Linked DNA regions of Mus musculus: regions 2, 3 and 4 are each linked to region 1. A link is a loop called in an ENCODE intact Hi-C map of the cell type or tissue named here. Cell type or tissue: left cerebral cortex. All regions are shown on one strand. Region 1 overlaps Ddx54 (DEAD box helicase 54). Region 2 overlaps Oas2 (2'-5' oligoadenylate synthetase 2). Region 3 overlaps Rasal1 (RAS protein activator like 1 (GAP1 like)). Region 4 has its middle 2.5 kb from the start of Dtx1.

Region 1 (5,000 bases):
TCACCTTGCTTGTCACCTTGTGTGACTGAAGCTCCACATGGCTTAGCCATTTCATGGGGGGGTGGGGGGAGCAGAGCTGGGGTTTGACTGTGGCTCTCTGCCTCTTGCCATGCGGAGCCTGCCCAGGTAGCACACAAGCACCCCATGATCACCCAGCACGCTGGCTGCATGGGAGACAAGGTGGAGACCCAACTTGGGAGGCAGAGCCTCCTAGCACAAGGAGTCAAGGATGCTTACTGGAGGTGTGCTGACAGGCCTGTGGCTTACCTGTGCCTCAGCCATGCAGGGGCCAGAGCTGACAGTGCCTCCATCGTTATGTCTGACAGACCATCCCCGTGATCTTGGATGGCAAGGATGTGGTGGCCATGGCCCGGACAGGCAGTGGCAAGACGGCCTGCTTCCTCCTCCCGATGTTTGAGCGGCTGAAGGCACGCAGTGCACAGACGGGGGCTCGAGCCCTCATCCTCTCACCCACCCGGGAGCTGGCCCTGCAGACCATGAAGTTCACTAAAGAGGTATGCACGCGGAACTGGGCCTGGTGGGAAGGCTGAGGCGGCTGGCCCTCACCTGCCTTTGATCCCTCTGTCTCCCTCTCTCCACAGCTAGGCAAGTTCACCGGCCTCAAGACTGCCTTGATCCTGGGTGGAGACAAGTAAGGATTCCTTACCCGGAATCCCAGCTTCCCTCAGCAGCCACGCCCCTGTGCCTGAGGGTTCCCTTTGTGGGCCACAGCTGCTAGTCAGTAACAGCAGCTTCTCTGTGTGTTCAGACAAGCTGGCCAGGGGTTCGCGTGGTGGAAGCTGGGACAGGGCAGAGGGACCCGTCGGCTTGCAGTGTTGGGTCAGGGAGTTTGATGAGGCTTTCGTTGTATAGGATATGCCTTTCTCTGGGTGCTGAGGCTGCGGTTAGTCTGCCCTGCTTCTCTGTTCTGGCTTCTACTAGGGGCTGTAGTATGTGATTGTCAGACAGCTGAGCCTTCCCAAGCTATGTGGAGCCAGGATCCCCACTTCTACAGCTGCACCAGGGACTCATGAGAACAGACACTTAGCCCTAGGGGAATTAGGGTTCTAGGTGAAGCTGGTAATTCCAAGCTGAGTCACTAGGTGGCGCTGTGCGTTGGCGGCACTTTGCTGGTGAGGAGTCTAAGGTTCTCCCTTGTTTCTCAGCGGGGGCAGGGCCTTGACCAGGTGTCTCACAGTAAGCATTTCTCACTTCCATACCTATAGTGTGTGCTCCATGGCGAACTGTGGGGTTGCTTGGCTGTGGGGGAGGGCAGGGGAGGGACAGATTCAAAAGCACTGTTTCTCAGGCAGCCCTTGCTTTTCCCCTAGAATGGAAGACCAGTTTGCAGCCCTGCACGAGAACCCTGACATGTGAGTTTGTTGATGGGGGTGATGCTCTGGGGCCCCTTCCCAGAGAGTGGCGTGGAAGGTGTCGTGGGCTGTGGTGGTCCTGGGCCGGGAGTGACCTGGCCTGTGTATTGCTTCCAGAATCATTGCCACCCCTGGGCGTCTGGTGCATGTGGCTGTGGAGATGAACTTGAAGCTGCAGAGTGTGGAGTATGTGGTGTTCGATGAAGCAGACAGGTGAGGCCACGGGTATACCCCACCCCCAACCCCGAGCAACAGTCAAGGTTGTCCCCAGCGCTCAGGAAGCAAAGAAGAGGGAGGTCACAGGAGACTAGGTCTGCCCAGGAGATGTGAATGTATGTTTGAGTAGTCCCATCCCTGGGCATCTGCTCATCATCATTGTAAGTTTATGACTTAGTGCTGAAAAGAACGTTACATCCCATGCTGACTGTGGGCAGTAGAGAGGGCTCACTGAGGATGCGTGAGGCTGCGTTCATTCCCCTACAGCGGAGAAACAGACACAGGAAGATTCACAGTGCCACGTGGCCGGGGTTCTGAAGTGAGGGGAGCCAGGGTTCCAAGCTCTTTAGGGTAGGAGCCTACCATTGAGCCTCCCTGCCCGCCATTCCCTGCAGGCTCTTTGAAATGGGCTTTGCTGAGCAGCTACAGGAGATCATAGGCCGCCTTCCTGGGGGCCACCAGACGGTGCTGTTCTCAGCTACACTGCCCAAGCTGCTGGTGGAATTTGCACGGGCAGGTGAGCCAGTGAGTGGGGCGTGGTGCTGGACTCGGGGTGGGGGTGGGGTCTGCCCCTTCATGACCCCTGCAATCCCCCCCGCACCCCAACAGGCCTCACAGAGCCCGTGCTCATCCGCCTGGACGTAGACTCCAAGCTCAATGAGCAGCTCAAGGTGAGGTGGTGTTGGGCTCCTTCCTCAGGCTAGTGCCGGGGCAGAGTCGGCCAGTCCATGACCAGGAGTCCACATCCCTCCCTCTGCCCGCAGACCTCCTTCCTCCTTGTGCGCGAAGACACCAAGGCTGCTGTGCTCCTCTACCTGCTGCAGAATGTCGTTCGGCCCCAGGACCAGACTGTGGTGTTTGTAGCCACAAAGCACCATGCGGAGTACCTCACAGAGGTGAGCTGGGGCTCTGGGGGATGGAGAAACCATGGGCTCTCAAACCAGCTTCATCCAGCACCCAGAGTTGCACTTCCAAGGGAGGCCACCAGAGGGCAGCAATAGCGCGCCCATGAGCCTGGGTGGGGCTTTTCCCACACGCTGACATCAGAAGACACTGGTGAACTGTCAATGCCGTTGTGAGGGTGCAGACCCTGTCAGCACACCCAAGTTGGTTTTGGCCTGTCTTGCTTTCTGTTCCAGTCATCTGCAGTAACTCCTAGTGGACCTGGATTTTTGGGGGGGTGAATTTCCAGTTTGTGCCATGCCTGACACCTAAGTATAAAGCTAGCGTGTTAGCAGGGTGGCGTGCCCTTGGCCTTCTCTGTACATTCACACCTGTGTGACCCGCAGTTAGATGCTTGCATCTGGAGAGTGCCAGCAGCCTGGAAGGCTGGGGGAGGGGCTGCCTAGCCACTGTCTCGCCCCAGTAGGCACACCTGGGCACTGTTGAGGGCACGGGTGCCTGAGTCTCATTTACCCGGCATGTTAACGGCGCCTTCCTCCCCCGAGCGTCGGAGACTAAAATAGTAACTTGGAGAGAGCGGTTGGTGTTCACAGGCTTCCTGTGTCTCAGGCTCGTTCCTCAATGGTACATTAACCACGTAGTCCTGTGAGGCACAGAGAGACTGAGTAATTGGCCCATGGTCACACAGGATCCAGCAGCCTTGCAGAGCTAGGAAGTTAGGTAGGAGCTGCTTTGATGCTGACGCAGGGAGCAGTGTTCAGACCCAGAGTGCCCGAGCCTGGGCCCAGCCTCCAGCCCTTGCTCCTTCCTGCAAGCTTCCCCCACCCTCACCGCCTTTCCTCTGCACAGTTGCTGATGGGCCAGGGTGTGAGTTGCGCCCACATCTATAGTGCCTTGGACCAGACGGCCCGCAAGATCAACTTGGCCAAGTTCACACACAACAAATGTTCCACCCTCATCGTGACTGACCTGGCCGCCCGGGGCCTGGACATCCCACTGCTGGACAACGTCATCAACTACAGCTTCCCTGCCAAGGGCAAGCTCTTCCTGCACCGAGTGGGTGAGGCGCCTAGCTGCACTGGGGGCCTTGGGGGCGGGCGGGGGGAGGGGTGCTGTACCGTGCTGGCAGCTGGGAATTTGGGGAAACTGAGGCCTTAAGTAATGTCCCTTGGGTGGGTTCTGACAGGCAGCCTCAGCTCCCAGAGCTTCCTTTCTTTCGGTGTTGGGAACAGAGCCCATGGTGTCGCTCAGGCTGGGAAAACTGCCACAGACCAAGTCGTGTGCTGTGTTCATGAATGCAGGCAGATTAAAGTGTGCATGGGAGAGAGGCCGGGCATGGGGCTTCTTAGAGTTGTTCTCTGTGTGACTGAGTGGTTGAATTCATACGCACATCTGCCGGGCAGAGGAGGGGCAGCCACTGGGCGTTGGTGTCCTGATACTTCACTGTAAGGCCCGCAGGAGCCCCTGACCATGAGACCCAGTTCCTGACCTGGCTGGTGGCTGCCTGCTGTCTCCAAGTCTCTATTGCTCTCTGAACAGCTGGCTCTCCCATCTGGGGAGTTTCCAGAGCTACTCGGGGGAATTCCTCAGGTGCCACATGACAGGCCACTCCCTCTGAAACCTGCAAATGAGGGGAGGCATGGGAAAAAGCTGGGCGTGGCAGGGCTTGTTTGTGGTCAGAGCACTTAGGATGCTGAAGCAGGAGGATCAGGAGTTTGAGGCCAGCCAAGGCTATATAGAGTAAGCCTAGCTGAAGTGTGATACCTGCCATTCACTCCAGACCCTGCTGGAGGCCTGTTGGGTTGTTCCCTACCAGCTGCTGCTGTTCAAGGCTCTAGCATGTACATGTGTTTTCATTTACTGTGACGTCCTTCTTCATGGGTGGCACATCTTCAGTAAAGGGCCCCAGTGGTGACTATTTTTACATGATGCACTATACCATCTTTGTTGTTGCTAATTCAGTCTACAGTGTTAAGTGGAAAGTTCCACTGGGAATATGTAAATGAGCAGGCCTGGCTGTGTGCCAGTAAAACTTTATTGTTCAAGCAAGTGGTGGGCCAGGTGGAGCTTCCCCCGTCCTGGCTCTGTGACTCCCTGGTGGTCATCGGCTTGTTGACCCGTCAGCCCTCTGACCCAACACCTTTCAGGAGTTCTGGCCCAAACCTTTTTTGCTGAGAATTTGCAGTCTTAATTAACCCTTGGGGGGAAAAATATTCCCAAATTGGCAGTGCCCAGGACTTTTGAGTCCGGGTCACAAGAGGTACTTGTCCTGCTTTTGATCACTCTACCAACCAGTACCCACCCCTGACCACCTACCCTGTAGGTGGGGGCAGCAGTTCAGGAAAGGCCCTGGCCTAGCTCTAGCCCTCAGGGAGTTGGGGTCCCTTGGCTGAAACTCAACTTTCCCCGCTACAGGCCGTGTGGCCCGAGCAGGCCGAAGTGGCACAGCCTATTCTTTGGTGGCCCCAGACGAGGTCCCCTACCTGCTTGACCTACACCTGTTCCTGG
Region 2 (5,000 bases), 130 kb after region 1:
TTTAAATTTTTAAAAAATATATAGTCAAATTTTTGTTTTATGTGTACAGGTGTTTTGTTTGCATGTTCTGGTGCCTGCATAACCTGGAGGTGTTAGATCCCTCTGGAGTGAAAGTTGGTTGTGGGATGGATGATGCAGGTGCTGGGAATCCAACCTTGTTCTCTGGAAGACCAATGTGTGCATGCTCGCTCTCTCTCTCTCTCTCTCTCTCTCTCTCAATTTATTTATTTATATAATATATGTGAGTATACTGTCACTGAGGAGGGCATCAGACGCCATTACAGATGGTTGTAAGCCACTATGTAGTTAGTTGCTGGGAATTGAACTTGGGACCTCTGGAAGAACAGTCAGTGCTCTTAACGGCTGAGCCATCTCTCCAGCCTACAATATGTGTTCTTAACTGCTGAACCATTTCACCAGCTTCAGAAGTTGAGATTAGCCTTAAACTCTAGAGCTGTGTGTCTTCTCTTCTAGAGTGCTGGGATCAGTCAGGTAGCCACCATGTCCTTGAGTTGAGAAAATAGTCTATTCTGGTTTGTGGCTGAAGAAGAGATCAAATCAGGTTGAGGTATGTTGTTAATATGGTTGAAATTTCCTCACTATGAATGATCTCAATAGAAAGCTAATACAGTAGGGCATGGTGGCTTTGGTCCCAGGACTTGGGAGTTGGCAGGGGCAGAGGCAGAGGCAGAGGCAGAGGCAGAGGCAGAGGCAGAGGCAGAGGCAGAGGCAGAGGCAGAGGCAGAGGCAGAGGCAGAGGCAGAGGCAGAGGCAGAGGCAGAGGCAGAGGCAGAGGCAGAGGCAGAGGCAGAGGCAGAGGCAGAGGCAGAGGCAGAGGCAGAGGCAGAGGCAGAGGCAGAGGCAGAGGCAGGTGGATCTCTGACTTTGAGTTCCAGGCTAGACTGAGACCCTCTTAAACAAGGCAACAGCTTTCGCCTACGCAGTCCATGCTCTCCCAATAAACGTGTTGCAGAAGGAAAAACAAAACAAAACAAGGCAACAACATACATTACCTGTTCATACCAGTGCTTGACCAATAGGATCAAATCCTTCAGTCTTTGGGGATATTTCTTGAAAAACCGCTGCTGCAGTGTGGTGAAGCAGTCTGAGAACTCCCCTGGTGAGGCTCTTACTTGATCCATGGATTTTTTGAGATCCACATAGACACAGGAGCTGGGATTCTCATTGGAGCCTTAGAGACAGGAGAGAGCAGCGGGAAGCTCAGCTGGAGTTGGGAAGATCCTCTATTGCCTGATCTGCTCGCTCTCTGGGAAAGCTAACAGTGGGGTTATTCTCCTTGATAGATAATAAAAGCTAAAATGAAGGCTCTGTGTGTGTGTGTGTGTGTGTGTGTGTGTGCGTGCGCGCGTGCGTGCGTGCGTGCGTGCGTGTGCGCGTGCACCCAAGACAGAATCAGTGGAGCCACACACAGCATGAGGCAGTAAATTACACATGAGAAATGAAGGCCTCTGGATAATACCAAAGCCAAATGTTTGTGTGCAACTACATACGTCTGTGTTACACTTCTACCAATGCCTCTTACACAGACTCGGGCACCTGGAGGTGACAGGACCAGGAAAGGGAGAGGTGTACGGACCAATTAGTTTCCACACTTGCTCACTGAGTTCCGCTGTTCATATTTAGGTACACAGCTTTGGGCAAGGAACCATATGGACTCCCCAGCAAGTACTGGGCACGTGCCCTTGCCATTTATTGACTAGTGACTCTATACCAGGCATAACTGAAGTCCTTTATGCAACAATGTAACAAGTCTTACAAGCCTCATGTGGGGCAAAACTACAGAAACCATGGCAACAACAGTCTGCCTGACCTGGTAGAGACAAGTATACCAGGCTAGTTGGCCTTTTTATTTAGTAAAGGAAGCGATTTCAGAGCCCCCGTAGGGTCTTATTTTTTCAGCAACATTTATTGCTTTCTTGTAATTAAATCTTATTTTGGAAGATGCAAATCTATCGCCATCTGGTGGCATCATACAGTACTACATGTGGAGAGTTTCTTCTCCCAGCAGTTTCCTTGATTGGGTCAAGGCAGCAGTTGGACTGGACTCCTACTACCAGACTCTGTGTATCAGAAGCGAGAACCCAGAATTTCCTGCAGCCCTTTCAAGGCAGGCACACCATTACAACTAAACGAACCTGTTAGCTGGTTCCTTTGATCTTAGATTTGGTGACAAGGGACCCAGGGGGTCATGTGTCAGTCCCTTTTCTGGTTGGAAGAGGGATGTCTTTCTTTTGGCTCCCTGTTAGAGGGTATAGCCATCATGGTGGGGAAGATATGGCTGCAGGAGGTGATGCTGCATGATGCCGTCTTGGACCAGGAAGAAAACACAGAATGGGAGTGGGGCCAGAAGCAGGCTGGGGTTACCACCCTTAAGACTCACTTCCCAGCCCTCCACTTCCTCTCCACACCCTCTGAAATGAGCTCCACAAGCTGGGACCAAGTGTTCAAACACATGAACCTGTAGGGACAGTTCACCTTCAAACCCTAAGATGGGAAGGGCCCAGGGATGCCACCTTTCTGGGAATGTCATCATGTGGGTGTACGTACATCTCCATCTTGTCAGAAAATGGTTAGGCGGTGGCCATTCAAGGGCTCAGTAACCCAGAAGTTTCTCAGGATTGTGGACAATGAAGGGGCCCTGGCCTCCAGCTCAGAGGTCCTGGGCTGTCAGCCCAGTGGAGTCCACTGCTGGCAGAATAGCTATGATACATTCTCGTGCTTCTGTTTTTCCACCCATCTATCTGTCCACCCCTATATCCATACATTTTCCATCTGTCCACACATCCATCCACCCATCCATCCAACCCACTCATCTATCCATCCATACATCTATCTATCTATCTATCTATCTATCTATCTATCTATCTATCTATCCATCCATCCACTTTTACATCCATCCATCCATCCATCCATCCATCCATCCATCCATCCATCCATCCACACATCCATCCATCTATCCATCTATCCGTTCACTTTTACATCCATCCATCCATCCATCCATCCATCCATCCATCCATCCACCCACCCATCCACACATCCACACATCCATCAATCCATCCATCCATCCATCCATCCATCCATCCACTTTAACATACATACATACATCTACCCACACATCCATCCATCCATCCATCCATCCACAATGCTTCCATTCATTTTCCATCTGTCCACACATCATCCATCCATTCATCCTCATACATGCATACCTATCCCTACATCCATCCACCCACACAAACACACATTTAGTGGGACCCAGCCATCCACCTGTCCACTTCCTTTCTACCATTTGTCCATCTGCCCATCACTCATCCACCCTCTCACCTATCAAGGCTCCCCTTTAGAACATTGTATCCAAAGTCAATGAGATGAAAATGAAGTGCTAGACAGAGTATGCCTAGGGAAGGAGGCTCTTGTCTCTTGGGAGTTGTGGTGGCTTGGATGAGAATGGACCCCAGAGGCTCATTATCTTTGCACACTTAGTCCTCAGTTGATGGATTGTTTGGGAAGAATTAAGAGGTGTGTCCTTGGGCTGGTGAGATGGCTCAGTGGGTAAGAGCACCCGACTGCTCTTCTGAAGGTCCGGAGTTGCTCCAACACTATGCCTGTCTGTTTCCCACCATGGTGATAAGGGGCTAACCCTCGGAAACTCGAAGCCAGCCACTTAGTTAAATGCTTCTTTTTATAAGAGTTGTCTTGGTCATGGGTGTCTCCTCACAGCAACTGACCAGTGACTAAGACAGGAGTTTACAAGCTCCATTTTGGAGACAGCCTCAGCCCACGGGACCCCAGTGGCCTCCCAGGACTCCCAGAATGCTTGGACACCCCCCCCACCCCCAGTCCCCAGATCACTCACGTAGAGGATTGAAGACTGGAAGTAATTGCAGGAGTATTCTCTGCCCTGGTACAGACACTTGTACTACAAGGGCATGTTCATGCTTTACTGACTTCTTCTCATGGATTTTCAGCCACAGTTCAATGACGTCAAGGTATGCATCTTGGTATTTTATCTGATCCTGGAACTGTTGGAAGCAGTCCATGAAGAGAACAAGGGTACCATCGGAGCAGCCTCTTAGGGCTGTTTCCCGGCCATAGGAGCCACCCTGTGGGGAAATGGAGGGGCAGTTGTGAGATCTAGACTTTCTGAAGCTCCAGGTAGTGACATTTCTTAAATCAAGTGAAATCCCCCAAATGGCACTGGCATTTTAAAATCAGGTTGCCAGCACCAGTTTGTGTCCATGTTTTGCATGCTAGCTCCAAACTGGGGTCAACTCAAAACTGCGCTAAGACGAACAAATAACACAGCAGAATACTATACAGGCATGGAAAAAAAATAGATATGGTAGAGTACTATGTAGGCATGAAAAAGATACACGAACAAAAATCTCATAAATGTGGAGTCAAAGACACTCTATGGCAAAGCACAAATGCATGTAGTCAATCCCTGGTAATTTACTGAGCACTGATAACAGCCGTCCCTGTGCTAAGAACACTGCGTGCTTCACCATCACAACACTCTGAAGTGGGGTCTAGGCTGACCTCATTCTGCAGATCTGGACACTGAGGCACAGAGAGGTAAAGGACCCTTCCGGGAGTCATGCAGCCAGGTGGAAGAAGACCTGGCAGCAGCTTGGGCCCCTTCACTGTCTGTCCTCAGAGGAAAGCCTTCGAAGTGCAATCCCCTGGGCCCTGTGTGGCACAATGCTCAGCACCACCACCTTTGGGAACAGCGAACTCTCCTGGGATGCAGAGCCCTGGCCCCCACCCTGAGCCTCACCTTAGCCACTTCCTTCACAGGGATCTGACTGCGCAGCAGGTCCCAGATGGCATCCACGGCCTGGTCTATCTGCTTCAGAGATTCTCTGTTAGGTTTGAGGTTTTCCTGGATATACCCTTCTAGCTTCTGCGATGGCACCGAGGACACCGCAATCTGCTTCAGACAGTTTTCGTTGGGTGTGAGGTTTGCCTGGATAGACTTTTCT
Region 3 (5,000 bases), 53 kb after region 1:
GCCAGCAGCTGGGCCAGGGCAAGGAGCAGTGGCTAGCCCCGCTCCATCCCTTCCTGCTGCAGAGCATCTCACGTGTGAGGGACTTCCTGGACCAGCTGGTGGATGTGGACGAGGATGAGGGTGAGTCCTGTGGTCCTTCCACTCCTGGCTTGTCCCCCCCCCCATCCCCCGGGAGCACTCGATATCCCACTCCCTTAGTCCCCAGTACTAAAACTCTGGACCTGCAGGTCAACTAGTCAGTCAACTAACGTTTTGTGTCGGGCTTGGTTAGGTCATCTCTGCCAATGTAGCAGTGTGGTAGGGTCATGGCATGGAATCTCTGGTATGGGCATGCTCATTAAGTCCCTGTTATGTAACAGGTACCACCCCAAAGGCCTGGGACTGAGAGTTAGTGGAGTCGAGCTTGCTTTGCATGTACGAGGTCCTAGGTTCCACCCCAGCACTAAAAAAAAGAAAGATAAGATAGATTCCCCTGCAGGTTTTTCAGATAAAGTCATTTCATGAGGGAGAAATGACTCAGTGGGTAAAGTGCTGAGCAAACTTGAGGATCTGAGTTCAAATTCCCAGTCACCTAAAATCCAGGCCTGGCTGTGCCTGCTAATAGCCCTGGCCTTGGAGGTGTGAAGACAGGCAGATCATCCGGGATTCCCTGGCCAGCCACTGTAGTCAAAATGGTGAGCTCCAAGCTCAACAAGTGGCTCAGTCTCAAAGAATAAATTGGGGCCGGGCGTGGTGGCGCACGCCTTTAATCCCAGCACTGGGGAGGCAGAGGCAGGCGGATTTCTGAGTTCAAGGCCAGCCTGGTCTACAAAGTGAGTTCCAGGACAGCCAAGGCTACACAGAGAAACCCTGTCTCAAAACACCAAAAAAAAAAAAAAAAAAAAAAAAAAAAAGAATAAATTGGGGAGCAACAGAGAAAGACTCCAGATGTCGTCCTCGGGTCTCCACATGCACACACGTACACACAATACATACACCCATGCACACATGCACGCAAATGCAGATATGGACACACACGTACAAATGCACACACGATACACACATGCAGACGTGTGCATACATGTACAAAGGCACACATATGTACAAATATATACATGCATTTATATACATGCACACACATGCATGCACATGCACAAGACATACACACATGCAGAGACATACACACACATGTACAAATATACACACATGCATACACTTGTATATACATGCATACAAACACACACATATGCACACACATGCATGCACCACACATACCAAAAAAGGGAGTGAGACAGAAGAAAATCCTGGACTTATTCATAGAATCTCACTCTCATGGGGACCATGTTGTAAGACAATTATCAAGGGCTGAGGCGTGGTGGCACAGGCCTTTAATCCCAGCACTCGGGAGGCAGAAACAGTCGGATTTCTGAGTTTGAGGCCAGCCTGGTCTACAGAGAGAATTCCAGGACAGCCAGGGCTACACAGAGAAACTCTGTCTCAAAACAAAACAAACAAGATAGCAAATAAAACAACCAGGCTGGAGAAGGGACTCAGTGGTTGAGAGCACTGGCTGCTCTACCAGAAGACCTGGACTTGTTCCCAGCTCCTACATGACAGCCCACATCTGTCTGTAACTCCAGTTCCAGGGGGTCTGACACCCTAACACACACACATGCAGGCTAAACGCCAATGCGCATGAAATAAAAATAAATAAAACCACTAAAAAATTATTGAAAAAAAAACCACCAAAACCAATCCAAACTATGCAACCAACAACCAAATAAACAGAAAAGACAATAGCCAAGTTGATGGGGTGTCAGGGAGTTACCAAGGAAGGGAGAAGGGGGGGGCTTGGGAGGGCGAAGGCGGTGTCCACATCTTTATTCCCAACATTCAGGGGGCAGAAACAAGAGAGGCCTGGTCTATGGAGAGTTCTAGGCCAGGCAGGGTGTCACAGTGAGATCCAATCTAATGAAAGAGAGGGAAGGAAGATGAAAAGACAGGGAAGAGAAGAGATGGCCCAGAGATGGCCCGAGTGGGCCTCCCTGGTGCCACTAGAATGACACTCTGGAGTATGTGCTGTGACTCTTTTGGAGTGTTGTTTAATTGACACCAGCTCCCGTACGGGGACGCTGCCCCGTGCCCCAAGAATGGAGTCAGAGTTTATCTGGACTGCTGCTTTATTTATTTATTTTTCCTCAAAGTCCCCCTCCTCTGACTCACCAAGCACCAAGCACCTGTCTACTCAAGCGCGGATGCAACGTTGGGTTCAGAGCGCCACCTAGTGTCAGTGCTGTGGAATGACTGCGAACTCAGGCAACCGGGCACAGACCCAAACCAGGACTTAAACACACTCCAGTTTGCTCTTATCAGAGATTCTCCTGGCCTCAGAGATAGCGATGGGGGCGAGGATGGCTTCTTTGGGGCTTCTGTCTGGGCAAGCAGAATAGTTAAATGGCATCTTGGTTCAAGATGGAGTCACTCTGGCTGAGATTTGGAGAACCAGTGTCAATGCCAGAGTGAGCCAGGCAGGGGAAACAGCACGTGCAAAGGCCCTGGGGTGGGAACAGAGGACAAGAGATGAGAGAAAGAGAAAGGGGTTAAAGAAAGAAAGAAGTGGGGTGCTAAAAAGCTGTGGCAGAACTGGGGCTTGTTTGGGAGTGGTGCCGTGTAGCCCTCGGAAATAGAGGACTTGGGGTGGAGGGCACGACAGAATGGGGGGCTCAGATCACATAGGGGTAACCTGGGCAGTGGAGAGCCCTGGTTGTGGTGGTCTGGGGGTGAGGTGGGGTATCTGGGACAGAGAGAGGTCTGCAGCCTGGAGCTTGAGGCTGTCTGAGACATCACTGGATTGACTAGGACAGCTGCAGTCTCACAAGCAGGGCCCTGAGAGAGGCCTGGGTTCCACTTTCCCCAGCTGCTAACCCCTCCTTGTCACAGCGGGTAGGACTTCCTGCCCCTTGGCAGGTGCTAGAGACCCCAGAGATGGCAGAGTCCCACACCCTCTTTCTCGATTTCCCAGAGGCCGGGGGTCCAGCCTGCGCCCTGGTCCAACCCTCAACCATTGTTCGAGAAGGCTTCCTGCTGAAGCGCAAGGAGGAGCCTGGAGGCCTGGCCACGCGCTTTGCCTTCAAGAAGCGCTACTTCCGGCTGAGTGGGCGGGACCTCTCCTACTCCAAGACTCCGGAGTGGCAGGTGGGACTCCAACATGCCCCGCCCCCAAGCTCCCACCTCCTTTCCCCTCCCATCAGAGCAGCTGTTCCAAACTTTTGGCTTACTCTCAGCTTGGGGCCAGCATGGCCTGCGACAGGGATGCTGGGCATGCTCTCCCAGGTGTGGACACGTGGGGGTGGAGGTGGGGGGCCACAAAGTCCACACCAAGCATCATAGGCTCACACACAGGATCCATCTGTCCTGACGGCTCTGAGCAGGTGTGTATCCGGGCACTCACTCAGCTGCGTAATCACCCGTGTATCTGTGTGTGTGTGTGTGTGTGTGTGTGTGTGTGTGTGTGTGTGTGCTGGGCTCTGTGCCAGCTGTCCTGTGCTAATGAGTGTAACCCGAGGGAGACTAGGACTTGGCTTGTGGGCACTGCTTGCAATTCATCAACTGGCGATGATGATTGTGGGACGGTGGTCCTGGTTGGTGATGATAGTTGTAATGATGACAATGGTGGTGATGATGATGATGGTGGTGGTGAAGCAAACTCAGACCTAGAAAAACCGTGTCACTCAGCTGGCCGCAGAGCAGGACTGTGGAGAGGACACAACAGAGCTATCAGGAATTGAATATGGGGCCTCAAGCACTCCACCTGGTGTCACAGCCCTGTCCCTGGCGGCCCACAGGTTCACACATCCATCCCGCTGTCCTGCATCCGGGCTGTGGAGCATGTGGACGAGGGTGCCTTTCAACTGCCACACGTCATGCAGGTGGTGACACAGGATGGCGCCGGGACGTCACACACCACCTACCTCCAGTGTAAGGTGAGGCTTGGGGCACAGCCAGAGGCGGGGTCTGTGGCTCAGCCTCACTCATCTTCTTCCGGCCTCCATCTCTTGCAGAACGTGAATGACCTCAACCAATGGCTGTCAGCCCTGCGCAAAGCCAGTGCCCCCAACCCGGGCAAGCTGGTTGCCTGCCACCCTGGTGCCTTCCGCAGCGGGCGCTGGACCTGCTGCCTCCAGGCTGAGCGCTCAGGTGAGGTGGTGGGTATGCCACAGGCTCTATGGTCCCCATCTGCCAGTCAGAAGCATCCCACTTCCACCTGGGCGTGTGGTGCAACCTCCAGCGTGTGACTTAATTTCTCTGTGCCTTAGTATTCTCATCTGGGAAGTGGGGTTGCAGACAGCCGGTACCTCCTTGGTCCTATTAGCTGATACCAAGTTGATATATTCAAAGTGTAGTATTTGCTTCATGCAAGTCCTGTTTCCAACATCCCTACTATGTGTCAGGTTTTCACAGCAGAGACAGATGTGTTGAAGTTAGATGGGGATATGATGACCGTGACAGGTTGCTCTGCTGTTGCGGGGATGAATCCCTAGCCCTGAGCTCTCTACTACTGACCCGCAACCCAGCTCCAGCTAAACACTTAAAGTATTAGAATGACCAGCCTGAGGCTTTGTCTGAGACTGAGCCCCAAGGCAGGGATCAGGAAGGCTTCCTGGAGAAGGTGTTGCTTTGACTGGCTAGTGTGAAGTGGAGACAGTGAGTGAGAATGTGCAGAGCTGGAATCAGGATGAACAGAAGGGGCTGGAGCAGGGCTAGTGGATCTTTGTGGTCTGTTTTGGCTTCCCTTCTCTTTCTGGGATAAAACACTCTGCCTGAAAGCAATTTAGGGGAAGAAAAGGTTAGTCTGAGACCATGGCACAACTCCATCTGCTGGCTCACCCATGGGTTTACACTTAGCCAGCTTTCTGATGCAGCCCAGGATCACCGGCATAGGGAATGGTGCCACCCACAGTGGGCTGGACCCACTAACAATCAACACAGATGTGACCACGGGATAATTTGATCTGGGCATT
Region 4 (5,000 bases), 93 kb after region 1:
AGGAGACCGATCCGCCCAGCCGCTGTGACACGCGAGTCACCGAGTCCCCGGCTGGGCCCACGAGGCATCAGATCCGTTCTGTGTTTAGGGGTTCTGGTTCCAATCTATCATCTTTGCATTTAGCATCTATGCTAGGGCCTGGTACACAACAGGCGCTCAATAAGTACTTGAATGAATGAATCTGATTTAGAGACAGTCTAAAGACTGCTCATAAGGCCACTGGCCAACTACAGGGTGATCTCTTGGAGCAGCAGTTTAAGCGTTCATGGGCACTGTGATAGGCCCTCTGGCAAGCTGAACACAGCATCTGCAGACACAGGTATGGACTGAGAGAGGAGACATCCAGGACCTGCCCTGTTTAGATTGGGAAAGATGAGGCTGTGTGGGACTGCGATCCAGGCAGCTGAGCAGGGTTAAGGGACCTCTTTGGGAGCCAGACCAGAGTGGCCCTTGCTCCTCCTCTGTTGGGATCTGGGGGGATTGGGGGAGGGCAGGGGGAAGGGAGAGCAAGGGTGAAGGGCAGGCTACACTAGGCTCACTCCCAGAACCAAAACTGGATTAGCTGGAGTCTTTACCCTGCCCAGGACACCTGCGTTTTTGTTGTTGTTTTGTTTGTTTGTTTTTAGAAGAAAGCCATTCACAGCTACATCTAGTCACTGCTTAATGACCACCTTGCAATCGGTGGGAACCTGAGGTCCTCAGGGTAAGGAAGTCATCAACTCAAAGTTGCACAGGGATTTAGTAGCAAACACAAAAGAAGAATCCAGCCAACTCCTCCCAGCAGCCTCTCTTGATTCATCGGTCTTCCCTCCTCCTCCTCCTCCTCCTCCTCCTCCTCCTCCTCCTCTGTGACACCCCATATCACGCCATCAACTACTTTAACCACTTACACAAAACTGATTCCTGCTCAAAAGGCCCCTAAGGGCTTCCACCACGGTTCACCTCTGTGGCCCAAGATCATCACAAATGATGGCTTCTGCTTATTGAGTGTCCATTCCATTCAGCCCCTGGAGGTAAGACTGTGTCCTCATGTTATGGGCAGGAAGCAAAATCTCTGGAAGCTCAGAGAGGTTACTCAGTTTGTCCGACTTCCCACAAGAGTGAGTAGGGCTGGGAGTTGACGCCTCAACGCCTTTGCACTTTCCATGGCAACAGGCCGCCATGATGCGTGTTGAATGACTAATGGATGTAATCTGGCTGATCTAGCACAGTGAGGCCTTTCACCAAGGAGGGCTGAGAAGGACTACACGCAGTTAACAGCCACCTGTGGCTGCAGGCCCAGAAGGGGCGGGATCTCAGGATCCCATTCCTAGGAGCATGCATTGGTCACTCTGTCCCTGTCACACAGAACAGGATGGATGCGGGATTCCAGGCTCTTCCCACCCCCTCTCTGTCCATCTAGAGCTGGGGCCAGCTCTTCTCTGTTCTTTTAAGAGTGATATATATGGTTCTGGTTCCTATCTATCTATTTATCTATCTATCTATCTATCTATCTATCTATCTATCTATCTATCTATCTATCTATATCTTTGGGGCCCTTGGAAGTCAGGGGACTTCCTGAGGCTATAGGGCTGAGTGTGGTGAAGGTGGATTTGAGGGACCCCAGAAGGGTGACCTGTAAAGCCCATCCTGTGACAAGGGGCCATTGTGTTGATGATCTCGTGTCTAAGCTGTGACCCAAGAATGGTGCTTTCCTATCAAGAGGCAGGAGACCCAGGGTGACGAGATACCCTACATACATACCCGAAGTTCATGTGGGGCATCCATCCATACTGGTCTCCAGCGAGAGCACCTGATCGTTGTCCAAGTCCTCAAAGATGGTAAGAGTATAATCCTTACCGGGGAAACTGATTTGTTTTTCTGGATTCAAGAGAGTGAGGCCAAGGCAGTTTGAGTCGAGGGTCTCTGTATCGTGAGCACTCCAGGTCTGTTTGGGGGCCATTCACAGATCCCTTGGTTAAAAAAACATTTATACCGAGTCCGGCAAGGTGGCTCCGTGGGGAAAGGCACTTTCTGCCAAGCCCTTAGACCTGACTGAGTTCAATCCCTGGGGCCACTTGGAATGGCAGGGAGGTCAGCGGGCCTGAGTGTGGGTGTGGACTCCTGTCCTGAAAATGATAGAGCAGAGGAAAAGAATGGAACAGGTGGGTGGGAGGCAAGAGGAAGAAAGAGAAGAGGACAGACACTCCTGGGTCCACAGAGGGGTCCGGTTCAGCCCCAAAGTCAGCTTCCTTGGTTCCTCCTCGAATTGTCTGACCCAGGCCCCAGTTGGGCATAGGATGCAGGCAGTTACAGGATGTTTCGAGTACATTCTGTGAACCAGGTACTCTGTACGTCCTTCTCGGGCTTCCAACCTCCCAGCAGGCATTGCGGCAGACTTCCCACACCCCCGGACCTGGCTATTGTACCGTGCATCTGAGGACATAGGTACATAGGTACATGGTTTTTGATGGATGTCTCCACTTCCTCATAGATCTCAATATCTTTAATCCACGGAGTCTGGATGAGGCCCTTTCACCACCTCTCCCTTTGAATCCAAGTTGGCTGGCTGTGGGTGCCCTTGACGTAGGCTCCTTTCTCCATCGCAGAGGAGAAGGACCCACGGGAAATAAAAACAGGCTGACAGTTAGTGTGACCCAGATGTGCTTGAAGTTCGGTGGCCCCTGGAGCTGAAACAGTTGTTCTATCTGTGGAACACGTAGGCTGGCCAAGGGGAGGATAGAACTCGATCCACCTGCAAGAGTCCAGGTCTTCCGCCGCGGAACGAAATAGGAGCGGGTGCAGAGCGCCCCCTCGTGGCCAGAGCTTACTTCCTCGCTTTCCTGCAGGCCTGGCTGCCTTTTTAGGTAATCTATTTAAACCGATTCTTATTGTGGCAAAAGCCAGGAACGTAAGATTTCCTCATCTCAGTCACATTCGAGTTTACAATTCATCAGCACCAAGTAGGTTCCTGTTGTGTAAATGTCCACCGGAGGCTTTGTCCTGCAGATATGAAGTCTTTGCTCTCTGTTCACTTATTAATTCATTCCCACCGTGGGGCGTTCAGAACAGTGTCTATGGGCACAGGGTAAAGTGTCTCTTTGAGACTTTGCTTTCGATTCCGTTGGCTGTGCCCATTGTCAATACAGTCGTATCTAGAGTTACCTGCTAAATGGTAAGGCTGGGCTCTGGGCATATGTTTCCCTCAGGGAGCTCCCAGAAAGGATTAATCCAGGTAAGAGACCTGAATTTCATGTGGACCACGAATTTCATGTGGACCATGCTGTCCTGTGTGCTGGTGACCAGGTCAGGAAGAGGGGGGAAAAAGGAGCCATTCAAGTGCTGACCCGCTCCCCTCCTGGGCTTCCTACAATTTGCTCTGTTACACCCTGTCCTCATGATGGATGGGAGCTTCGGAAGCCCTGAGCTGGCTTCCTGCATCCTGTGTCCTCCCTCAGGCTGTGTCTGTCAAGTGTTTCATCCCAGAGATGAGAAAAGTGACCTAATGTCAGAGTCTAAGTCATGCTCCCCCCAAATTCATAAGCTGAGGCTTAGCGCTCGATATGGCTGTGTCGGGGGACACAGTTCCAACCCAGCAAATGCATTAGGAGAGTTGAGTGCTGTCTGTCTGTCTGTCTGTCTGTCTCTCCTCTCTCCCTCTGTCTCCCTCTCTGTCTCTCTTTCTCTGTCTCTCTCTTTCTCTCTCTGTCTCTGTCTGTCTGTCTGTCTCTCTCTGTCTCTTTCTCTCTTTCTGTCTCTCTCTCTTTCTATCTGTCTCAATCTCTCTCTCCCCTGTCTCTCTTTTGTCTCTCTGTCTCTCTGTCTCTCTCTCTCTCTCTCTCTCTCTCTCTCTCTCTCTCTCTCTCCCTCCAAGCTACATGATCATGTACGTATAATTTTGGGGCGGGGGAAGCCCTGAGAGCAGATCCACACAGGATATCTAACTTACCTGGAAGCATTCTGCTCCCTATGTCCTGACCACAGCAGGATGAGCAGCTAGAAACTGTGACCTGTGGCCTCCCTGTCGTCTCCCCGAAGCCTCATTCACAGTTAGCTAAAGGGAGTCCACGAAGAGCATCCAGACATGGCAGCAGAAGAAGGAAAACTTCCCAAGTCACGTGGGCATTGGAGTCACCCAGGGCACCTATCTCAGCCCAGATAAGGGAGGCCCAGCTGGCGCACGGGTTCATGGGAGATCATTTCTGGTGGCTGTTCGTGTCCTCTCTGGCTGTAGGGATTTTTCATGCAGTTAGGATTGGTGAAGTGGGTGCATTACCTGGAAGCTTTCAGATACATTTTTTTTTAATTTAAATCTTATTTGGTGGGGGCTACGTGTGCCCTGGCATGTGTCTTCAGATCTAAGGGGAACTTATGGGAGTTGATTCTCTCTACCATATAGGTGCCAGAAATTGAAGTCAGGTTCTGTAGGCTTGGTGACAGTCACTGTTTCAGTGCTGGCCCAGGACTCTTATTTTTAATGGGGAGCCTTACGGAGGTCAGCAGCAACTTCGGTCCAATGATGCTACAGACGAAGAGAACTGATGGTGTGTGATGCTCTCTCCCTTGGACCCTCTGCCCTCTCTCAGACCCTCTGCTCTCCCTCCATCCCTCCCTCCCATCCTGCCCTCCCCTTCCTCCCTTCCTCCCTCCCTCCCAGTGGATTTTTGTGACCATGGAGAGGGGCCAGGCTAAGGTCCACAGGGTGGGGGGGGTGGAGCTTAGGGAAGAACTGATGGTTGTCTGGTCACAGAATTCTTTCTTCCTCTGGGGACTTCAGTTTTGTTCTCTTGGGACTGCCAACTGATTGGGTGACGGCCACCCATGTTTTTGAGGGTTAAATCTCTCGACTCAGCACCTACTCCCCCAAATCTTCGCAATACCGTCACGGCAGCGTGGAGATGGCTGGGTGTTTGATGAAACATCTGGGCACCATCGCCTAGCCAAGTTGACACCTAAAACTAACCATACCAGCAGCAAGATTCTTCTGATTTTGCACAAAAGGTAGATAGACGGTCTTTTCA

What was found. Hi-C counts contacts between places; a loop is a spot of excess contacts. Peaks named below come from ENCODE experiments on the same cell type or tissue, not always from the same donor. Only the 100,000 strongest peaks of a DNase experiment are listed, where the experiment ranks them.
Region 2: a loop joins it to region 1, with 8 times the contacts of the local background. A loop is called at or near these places in 17 of 42 quality-filtered maps.
Region 3: a loop joins it to region 1, with 8 times the contacts of the local background. A loop is called at or near these places in 29 of 42 quality-filtered maps.
Region 4: it touches region 1 in a loop (7-fold over the local background); 23 of 42 quality-filtered maps call a loop at or near these places.

Annotation. Positions count from the first base shown.
Region 1 is chr5:120,618,274-120,623,273 of GRCm38, forward strand. It overlaps Ddx54 (DEAD box helicase 54), which reads left to right. Exons shown (of 20, transcript NM_028041.2): 4 at 327-515; 5 at 603-652; 6 at 1,332-1,373; 7 at 1,491-1,586; 8 at 1,985-2,106; 9 at 2,199-2,260; 10 at 2,354-2,485; 11 at 3,342-3,552; 12 at 4,908-5,000. Among named protein-coding and RNA genes, the nearest start is that of Ddx54, 7.6 kb to the left of the region's middle. In left cerebral cortex, CTCF peaks have their summits at 1,106 (motif pointing right) and 2,579 (motif pointing right); DNase peaks (open chromatin) are centred at 1,101, 2,586, 3,112, 3,800 and 1 more place; H3K27ac peaks cover 1,773 bases.
Region 2 is chr5:120,744,664-120,749,663 of GRCm38, forward strand. It overlaps Oas2 (2'-5' oligoadenylate synthetase 2), which reads right to left. Exons shown (of 11, transcript NM_145227.3): 1 at 4,796-5,000; 2 at 3,875-4,121; 3 at 1,014-1,192. Among named protein-coding and RNA genes, the nearest start is that of Oas2, 2.7 kb to the right of the region's middle. In left cerebral cortex, a CTCF peak has its summit at 1,979 (motif pointing left); a DNase peak (open chromatin) is centred at 1,985.
Region 3 is chr5:120,671,566-120,676,565 of GRCm38, forward strand. Rasal1 (RAS protein activator like 1 (GAP1 like)) reads left to right here. Exons shown (of 22, transcript NM_001359144.1): 16 at 1-120; 17 at 3,002-3,174; 18 at 3,825-3,962; 19 at 4,041-4,176. Among named protein-coding and RNA genes, the nearest start is that of Rasal1, 25 kb to the left of the region's middle. In left cerebral cortex, a CTCF peak has its summit at 2,265 (motif pointing left); DNase peaks (open chromatin) are centred at 2,262 and 3,298.
Region 4 is chr5:120,711,713-120,716,712 of GRCm38, forward strand. It overlaps a transcript of Dtx1 not described here. Among named protein-coding and RNA genes, the nearest start is that of Dtx1, 2.5 kb to the left of the region's middle. In left cerebral cortex, a CTCF peak has its summit at 2,798 (motif pointing left); DNase peaks (open chromatin) are centred at 1,171, 2,447 and 2,788; H3K4me3 peaks cover 538 bases; H3K27ac peaks cover 460 bases.